Linked DNA regions of Homo sapiens: region 2 is linked to region 1. The links are chromatin contacts, found by Hi-C in ENCODE. All regions are on one chromosome and are shown on one strand. Each heading gives the region's core, a stretch centred on a gene start or an enhancer-like site at or near the end of the contact. The rest is flanking DNA. Distances are from core to core; before and after follow the strand shown. Region 1 has its middle 33 kb from the start of PHACTR3. Region 2 overlaps PHACTR3 (phosphatase and actin regulator 3).

Evidence for each region. A loop is a pair of places that touch in the nucleus more often than their neighbours do. Pooled maps may share reads with other maps.
Region 2: a pooled map of right cardiac atrium shows a loop between it and region 1 (3-fold over the local background). The contact joins two enhancer-like sites. A Hi-C loop is called at or near these places in 6 of 168 maps with a recorded cell type or tissue (dorsolateral prefrontal cortex, heart left ventricle, heart right ventricle and 1 more) and 5 of 50 pooled maps.

Annotation. Positions count from the first base shown.
Region 1 is chr20:59,569,428-59,573,897 of GRCh38, forward strand. No RefSeq gene overlaps it. Among named protein-coding and RNA genes, the nearest start is that of PHACTR3, 33 kb to the right of the region's middle. RefSeq lists an enhancer at 2,663-3,204. Within about 2 kb of position 2,529, at least 9 of the 41 ENCODE cell types and tissues checked have a DNase peak (open chromatin) inside an H3K27ac peak, as active enhancers do; they include dorsolateral prefrontal cortex and ovary, where a contact is called at or near this core.
Region 2 is chr20:59,833,473-59,837,942 of GRCh38, forward strand. It overlaps PHACTR3 (phosphatase and actin regulator 3), which reads left to right. Exons shown (of 13, transcript NM_080672.5): 9 at 3,033-3,088. Among named protein-coding and RNA genes, the nearest start is that of SYCP2, 98 kb to the right of the region's middle. Within about 2 kb of position 2,449, at least 8 of the 41 ENCODE cell types and tissues checked have a DNase peak (open chromatin) inside an H3K27ac peak, as active enhancers do; they include dorsolateral prefrontal cortex and ovary, where a contact is called at or near this core.

The DNA.
Region 1 (4,470 bases), core at 1,279-3,778:
GAGAGGGAGTGGGGAGAGAGAGAGAGAATGGATGGACAGATGGATGAATGGATGGATGGATGGATGGATGCATGGAGGATAGATAGATCAGAGATGAATGGATGATGGATGGATGAGTAGATGGGTGGGTAAGTGGATGGACGGATGGATGATGGGTAGAGGATGGATAGATCAAGGATGAATGGATGATGGTTGGATGGAAGATGGATGGAAGGATGCTGGATGGATGGATAATGGATGGGAAATAGATGATGGACGGACGATGGGCAGATTCCAGCAAGCACCCTTATCTTGCTGTATCAGTTGTAAGGGAACTGGTTCACAGCATTGGCTTCTGGGGCCCCATGACCTCCTGTTTCTTTCCCTACCCAACCCCTGCCTTCTTCTCACACAAGTTGTAAGGTGTAGAGCCTGTTCCCAAACCAAACACTGCAGCTTTCTTGACTCAGTGTTCTTCCTGTAAGATTTTTTCTCCCCCCAACTTCCAGAGTTGCTTGCTGGGGTGGGAAGGGTTGACAGATTACTTCTAAGCATCTGGCACACGGTAGACCCTCAACCAGGTGGCTGTATTGATGACTTTTTTTTTAATTGAGATATAATTTATGTAGTCTAAATTCACCATTTTAAAGCATACAATTCAGTGGTTTTTAGTATATTCACAAGGCTGTGTAACTATCATATACTATCTGATTCCACAGCATTTTCACCACCCCATAAAGAAAACCATTAAGCAGTCACTCCCCATCCTCCCCTTCCCCAGCCCTTGGCAACCATTAAGCTACTTTATGTTTCTTTGGATTGGCGCTTTCTGCACATTTCATGTAAGTGGTGTCATTCACGATATAGACTTTTATGATTTTTTTTTCACTTAGCACAATCTTTCCAAGGTTTATCTGTGTTGTAGTGTGGATCAGTACATCATTCCTTTTTATTGTCAAATAATATTCCATTGTATGGGTATACATCCGGCCCTCCAAATTTGCTGATTCCACATCCGTGGAATTCAACCAACTGCAGATTGAAAATATTTTTGAAAGAAAGGGATGGAGTATCTGTACTGAACATGTACAGACTCTTTTTTCTTGTCATTATTTTATAAACAATACAGCATAATGACTATTTACATTGTATCAGGTATTATAAGTAATCCAGAGATGATTTAAAGCAAGCTTGTCCAAAGGGCAGCCCGTGGGCCACATGTGACCCAGGACAGCTTTGAATGCAGCCCAACACAAATTCATAAACTTCCCTAAAACATTATGAAAGGTTTTTTTTTTCAATTTCTTTTTAGCTCATCAGATATCGTTAGTGTATTTTGTGTATGGCCCAAGACCATTCTTCTTCCAATGCGGTCCAGGGAAGCCAAAAGATTGGATATCCCTGATTTAATGGATACAAGAGGATGTATGTAGCTTATAAGCAAGTAGTACACTATTTCATATAAAGAAATTGAGCATCTGTGGATTTTGGTATCCCTGGGTGTTCTGTAATCAACCCCCCATGGGTACTGAGGGACTAGGGTACTACCCCTGACTTTTTCATTAGCTGACAGATATTTGAGTTGCTTCCACTTTTTGACTATTATGGTGAATGCTGCTATGAACAGCCATGCACTTGCTTTTCTGGGGAAAAATATTTCCAGTTCTCTTGAGTACATACCTGGAAGTGGAATTGCTCGGTCATATGGCAACTTGATGTTTAGCTTTTCGAGGAATTGCTAGACTGTTTCCCAAGGCAGCTGCACCATTTTACATGCTGACGATTTGTTTTTAACAATTTATGGATAGTCCCACAATGTGTCAAAGACGGTTCAAAGCAGCTTAGACCCACACCTGAATTCAGCAGGTGACTGTCAGAGAAGTGAGAAGCATCGGGGCAAGGACGGGGAATTGGGACAGGACCAGGGAGTGGGGAGAGCAGAGTCCTGCCCGGCACAGGCCATAGCTCTTCACAGGAGGCTCTGGGCCATGCTGCAGGGTGGGTACCCTGGGGTGCTCGGAAGTGGCCCTTGAAGCCCCTGGGTACACACCGTGCATCTTCCAGAGCATTGATTTTTACTTAACTGTTTGGTGAGAAAGTGATGTGTATGAAAAGAATATAGACACATGTTGACTAGAATGAAAAACTGGATGAATTTTAGAAAGCTCAAAGGGATCCAGCACCTGCATGCCTCCGCTGCAGGCTCCTTTGACCACAGCCCCCACATCAGAGAACCCCTAGCAGGGGCACCTCCCACCCACCAGAATTGGGGAGAGTTGGGCAGGCTCGCCTGCACCCGTCCTAGTGGCCACTAGAGGGCGTCTGGATCCTCCCTGGGTTGCAGATTCCAGGAAATAAATACCCAAGGTTTCTGCCCGCTTCTCCCCAGTGCTGCCGGCAGAGCTGATCCAGAAACCCACCCCGGGCTTCCCAGGGGGAAGTGGACCGCTCAGACTCCTAACTTCAGTCAGCACGCTGACGAAGGAGAGAGCGGTTGAGAATCCTACAGCTGGAGGCAGAGCTCCGCCGAGGGTCTGGCCTTGCAAGGCGTCTCCCACAGCCCGGGGGACCTTGGACCTGTGTCCCCTCCTACAAGATGCTGAGAAGCCCAGGGTTAGGGGTCCCTGAGGCAGGGTGGAAACGCTGCCAGGACAAGCCCAGCCCACAGTCCACAGCGCCTGCCCCAGAAAAAACAGCCGTCGCTCCTGGATATCTGCCACGTGACTCAAAGAGGATTTAAGGCAGTTTAGAGCGATTCACAAAATTCAGCAGCAGCTGCGACCTCGGGGACCCAGAGAGACGGGGATGACGCAAGGAGAAAGGAACAAGAGCAGGGATGCGGGATGGAGCCTGGGATGAGGGGATGCAGGCCGCTCACGGAGAATTCTTCTGGGGTCAGGCCCAGGTCTGGGTGTCTTGCGTCCTGGGGCCCCCGGGGTGCAGCCCAGGGGCTGCTTAGAGGGGCTGAGTGTCTTCTCCTCTAGGGTCAGTGCCCCTGGAAGATTTGGAGGGAAAATTTGTGTGTGTGGAGAGAAGGCAAACGTGTCATTGATTTTTATTATAAAAGAAAAGACTGTACTGCACTGTACTGGAATGATAATGATGAAGAAGATGGGATCATTCCAGTCACTCTGAGTAACTTACAGTGGCTTTTTTTAAAAGGAGGATTTCTTTCCTTTATTTTAGTTTATTTTTTAATTATGTGTTTATGATTTTTAGTGATGGGGTTTTGCTCTGCTGCCCAGGCTGAAGTGCAGTGGCATGTCATGGCTCACTGCAGCCTCAAACTCCTGGGCTCGAGCAATCCTCCTGAGTAGCTGGGACCACAGCCTTGCGCCACCAAACCCAACTACTTTTTAAATTTTTTGTAGAGATGAGGTCTCGCTATGTTGCCCAGACTGGTCTTGAACTCCTGGCTTCAAGCGAGTTGAAGCTTGAAGCCTCCTGAGCAGCTGGGGTTATAGGCATAAGCCACCCTTTCCTTTTTTTTAAAAAAAAATAATTATTTGAGGTGATATTTGTGTAATACCAAATTAGCCCTTTTAAAGTGAACAATTCAGTGGCATTTAGGACATTCACAATGCTGTGCGCCCACTACTTCTACCTGTTCCAAACCATTTTCATCATTTTATGGTAAAACCTCATCTTTGTGGTGCCTTTTAGATCTTTCTTTATTAATTATTTATTGAGCATCTACCATGAACCGAAGTCTGTGTGGTACTGGGGATTTTGAATGGTGATTACACACAGTCTCTGCCCTCAGTGATAGCCAGCCTTTACCCCAACATGTTCTTTAAGTGTTCTAGCTCTTAGAAGCAGAGTCCTCATTTCCTCCCAGACAGCAGAAAGATTGGTAACTATGTAGCACCCATGCCCCACTCTGCTGGCCCTTGCCCTTATCAGACATTGCCAATCAATTGCAGCACTCTTACTGATCCTTGAGGCAGCCTAGTGACCCTGTGGAGCTCAGGTACATTGCCAACCAACACTGAGAAAGCTTTGGGTCATTCCGAGCTGTGATGTTGTACACACAGAGGTCTGTATCATATATACATACACTGGGTTCCATGAACTCAAGTCTCACTTGTCCACAAGTTGCAGGGCAACCGGGTTTTATAGGCTTACAGGAAATCACCCCTAGTCCTCACTCCATGCCTGCAGGGAAAACGTTGTGAAGGTATCCTAGCTGGTTCCTGCGGGTCATAAGGATGCTGAAGAAACTCCCAGCATAGACAGATACAGTGAACCTGGCAAGTCACTGCTGTTGGGTTGGTGTGTGTCCAGGGAGGTCACTCACAGCCATGACCTGCTACGGAATTTGCCAGGGGTCTAATGCAAATGAAAGTACAGTTCCCTTATTCAAAAATTATGAAGAGCTGCAAGGTGGTGGTGGTAGGGCGGGAAGCCAAGTCTGGGCCCTTTTGAGCCTGGGGCCCTGTGCCTGTCCAGGCAGCTCTCATCGCAGTCATTCTGGCCATTTACCCCCACTCG
Region 2 (4,470 bases), core at 1,199-3,698, 260 kb after region 1:
ATTATCTCATTTAATGCTCATTAAGAGGGTCTGGTACTAATTCTCATTTTGGATGAGAAAGACAAGGTTCCAACAAAGGGCGGGGGGAAGCCTTGTTCGGGGGCCATGCCAGTGGACACTAGCCTCCAGGGACATTTGGGGTACTTCTCAGATTTGAGGAAATGCACAGCCTCACTCCTCAGGTGTCCCTATGGGTGTTCCTGGCTGGGCAGCTGGCTCAAGAATTGTCTTGAGCCACACACAAAATACAAATGGCTGGGGCCAGCATCGCGGACAGTGAAAGAGTTTACCAAGGCAGTTATAGGTAAAGAAAGGCAAATTTATTAGAGAAAGTATGAAGATCCGTTGCAAGGGTGCAATGGGCAGCACAGTAGAGAAGGGGCTGCTGGAAAGAGGCAGGCGCTGGAGGGAAGTTTTATAGGGTTGTGCCAGAGGGGCTTATGTGCAGATAAGATAGTACTGCTGGGTCTTCGAGTGGAACAAGGTGTTTGGAAATAGGATGTCATGCCAGTGGGTTGTCTGTGATTAGCTGGCTCTCAGAACAATTCTTCTCCCCCACCTAGGACCCCTTCCTCATTGTTGCTTACTTATTAGGACTCCACGTTTTACTTCCCAAGATCCCATTCCTATACACAGCCTCTCCCTCTTAGCCAGAGGAGCTGTGCAAAGGAAGTACCTTTTCATGGGTAAAAGACTCATGGTGCGCTCACTCTTGCTGGGCTTCAGGGATTTTTCATTTCTATTGCTCTAAAAGTGCCTGTGTGCCTTCCCCCTCCATCCCATCTCCTTCCTGCTTCCGAGCCCTTCTGTGGGCAGCATGGGGGCCAGGAATCTGGCTTGTTCCTGCTTTTCCTATGGTGGTCTGCCCCACCATTATTCACACACAGAGGCTGTTGGGTTCTCTTACCATTCCCTGTTTACAGAGACTCAGATACATTCAGAAGCGAGCTAATGCTGGGTGCCCAGCTCTAAGGGGAGACCCCAGACAACTCCAATTTCCTGATGATTTCTCTTCCTTTACCTAATTCCTTCTCCAAGACCCTTGCAGACACTGCTGTACCAAGTGGATTCTGTGTAACTCTCTCAGAAGTTTCCTCTTCCATGAAGCCTGCCTTGATTACCCACCCCCATCCTCACTCCCTCAGTGTTTAAGCCCAGTGTGTGAACAGTTAAGAGACGCTATGGTCTTCCCACACTGGTTTCTTCTCTTCATTTGGGTCTCAGCGAAATGTATCTCTGCCAGATTCTGAATGTATCTGCCCCTGCCCAACCACTCACCCACCATATCCGCCATTTCCTCCACGGCATTGACCACTCTCTCAGATGATTTTGTTCATTTGTCTGCCTTTACCTCTAGACCAGGGGCATCCAATCTTTCAGCTTCCCTGGGCCACACTGGAAGAATTGTCTTGAGCCGCATACATAAAATACACTAACGATAGGTGATTAGCTAAAAATAATTGCAAAAAAACCCTCATAATTTGTGTTTTCAGAAAGTTTATGAATTTGTGTTGGGCCTCCTTCAAAGCTGTCCTGAGCTGCATGCAGCCTGCAGGCCACGGGTTAGACAAGCTTGCTCTAGACTATGAGCTTCCCAAGGGCAGGGAAGACTTCCCATACTCAGCACTCTGTTCTGGGGGCTTGGAACAGTGCCTGGCACATAGCAAATATGTCATAGTCATCTCCTGAGTGCTTGAATGAGTGGCCTTTGGGGTGTTTTGACTAGACTGCAAAAGCAACACTTAAGTGAGCTAGGCTTTGCATACATTGTTTGGGACTGGGGAGGATTCCAGCCAGGAATTGTCAGGGGGGGAGGTTCAAGTCTCACTGAACATCGAGATATGATGTGGAAGCAACCACCCACAGAGCCAGAAGACAAAGCCCCCAGGGGAGCAGAACCACAAAGGGTTGTGTTCTAGTGGGGAGGGAGGAGTGGCTGAGCCCCGCAATGCCCTAGGCTTTCTGCTGGGACAAGGATTATAAATAGGAGATAAATAATTTTTAAATGGAGGCAACATCCTCACTGGGGCAAAATATTATGGCCCTAAATTCTAGGCATTCAAATACTGGGCCCTGTTGTCTCCCTGCTGTGGTTAGAGGATCTGGAAGTGGGAAGGTTTCTGGCTCTGGCCCAAGGACAATATTATTGTAGTCATAAAAATAATCAGAGCTTGGCATTAATTTTGGATGATGATGCCTCCTTCTCCTGACAAGCCCTTTATGTTTTTTGGTGGTGACTGTTGGCTGCATCCTCCAACTTCCTCAATGAGAGACCACTTGAAAAAGAAATAATAATTTGTCTTCATATCGCACACTCCGTCTGGGCTGATGGTGGGAGGGGAATGCGTGTGGGTGGGCTCAGCTCTGTTAGCTGCGCTGGCTGGAAGAGATTCCCAGTTTTTATTCAGCGCTCGAGCTGGGCTGCATGCTTGCTGACAAGAGGCGGGAGGCCCCTTAGACGTCTTTAGACACTCCCCCTGTGCTGGGCTGGGCACAGGCGGCTCTACTCAGCAGTTCAGCAGGCAGAAAGCCGGAAGGAGAGATCAGTGCTCCCAAGGCTGGTGTCTCCCGTGCTGACAACGGAGGCAGTGCTGGGAAGCATGAATCTCCCAGCATCTCTGGATCCAGAAGCCTGAAAACAGGTGGTGCTACCCACCCCTCCCTAAGCCAATGGGCAGGAAAAAGAATTTCCTGAACAGATCTCCTCGCTGCTTAAACACACTGCTCCGGTGAACAGTCCAGACCAGGCAAGGTTTGGGCGACAGATCAGAAAAATGAAGACCTGCACATGTGGAGCTGGAGCAAGGACTAGTCTAGTATTAGCTCTGTGACGGGAGAGCTTTGACTGTCACCTGGAAGTCTGACTTGATTTTGCCAGCAAGAGGCAACAACCAAAGGTTCACTTTCTCTCCTTCCAATTTTGGGAGGCGATCTATAGGGGTTTGCCAGCCACCTCTCATCCTTGCAGACCCCAGGTGGAATTTGCAGGCAGCCACTATGGTGCAAAATGTAATTTTAGTGTTTTTCCGCAGACGGCTGAGCCAAAGACCTGCCGTGGAAGAGCTGGAGAGAAGAAATATCTTGAAACGTGAGTAGCTGGTGATTCCTCTAGAGGTTTTCCTTCACGTGTGGTGAGGCTGTTGCACAAATCCTGAGTTCCCATAACCCAGCCCTTCTCTGCAAGCGGAATGCTCCATGCTCCCAGTAAACCTGAGCTGCTGCTGAATTCTGAAAGCAAGCCCCAAAGGAAAGCTGATATACCTAGAAACATTTTTTTTAATTTAAAAAAACTCCTTTCCTCTTAGCATAAAGATGTTTTTATTTTCAGGGTTAGTCCCATATGTCTAAGTGCGTTAGGTTTCAAGCAGGTCTTCCTGGCAGTTTGGGTCGGGGTTCTTCATGGCTATAGAAATCACAAAGCATGAACCGCATGAACACACTAGAGAAGGACACGCCCCTTGCCTGTTACACTTGGGAGGAATAAAGCAGTCAGCTCAGGGAAACGGTGAAGCCATGAGAAGCTTTCCTGTGGCTCAGGACTTTGAGGTTCCAGGACCCTCTGTTGCTCCCAGCCTTGCAACCCCTTGCATTTCCCGTTAGGTGGACAATTATAGCATATGCTGAGCATAGGTGTTCATGAGTAACCTCCATGCTCTAGGGCACTATATTCCATTAAATATTCCATAAAGTCAGTGATTTAGGGGTGGCCAAACCTCTTGAAAAAGTGTTTCTCCAATAGTTCTTTATCTAGTCATTTTCAGTTTTTAAAACATTTTCCACAGAAAGTGTCTTCTAATGGCTTGGATTTTTAAAGGACTTTTTTTCTCTTTATGTGATGAATACTGCAGACTTTCTCTGAGTTTGTTTTCTTATTTGTGAACATCTTTTTATGAAGTTATAATGGTACCAAGCTGACTTTCTGTCAGAAAATACCGCAGAGCCCCTTGTTGGTCTGGGTACTGAACTTGAATTGATTCCTCCCTCCTTTCTTTGCCTCAGTGCCTTCATTAACTGCCTAAAACAATCCCCTCCTTTATAGATTGTTGAAAATAACCCTCAGATAAAGACTTCTTCATTTTACTTTTTAAACTTAAGATATAGTGACTACTGTTCTATGTTAACTATACCATCTCTGAGGATTTAAAGAAAAGCTCTTCATTGATAACATGCTTAATTAAGTAGGCAGACAGAAAAGTCAAGCTGTTTCAGTTGCCAAATATTTGAATTTTTAAAAATTAAGTCACTTATTTATAAAGCTTGTAAGTTGCAGATGCTACTAAAAGTAGCAGTCCAGACTTGAACCAGGCAAGTTCAAGACACAGGAAGCACCACATTCCAAGTAGCCTGCTGTCAGCAACAGGAAGAGAGTACTACAGCCCAGACCTTTAACCCAGGAACCATGTCTTCTTTCAGTAGCAGCCTCTTCCTTCCTATCGTGGGCAACCAGGTCTTCCCATCAGCAAGTACTTC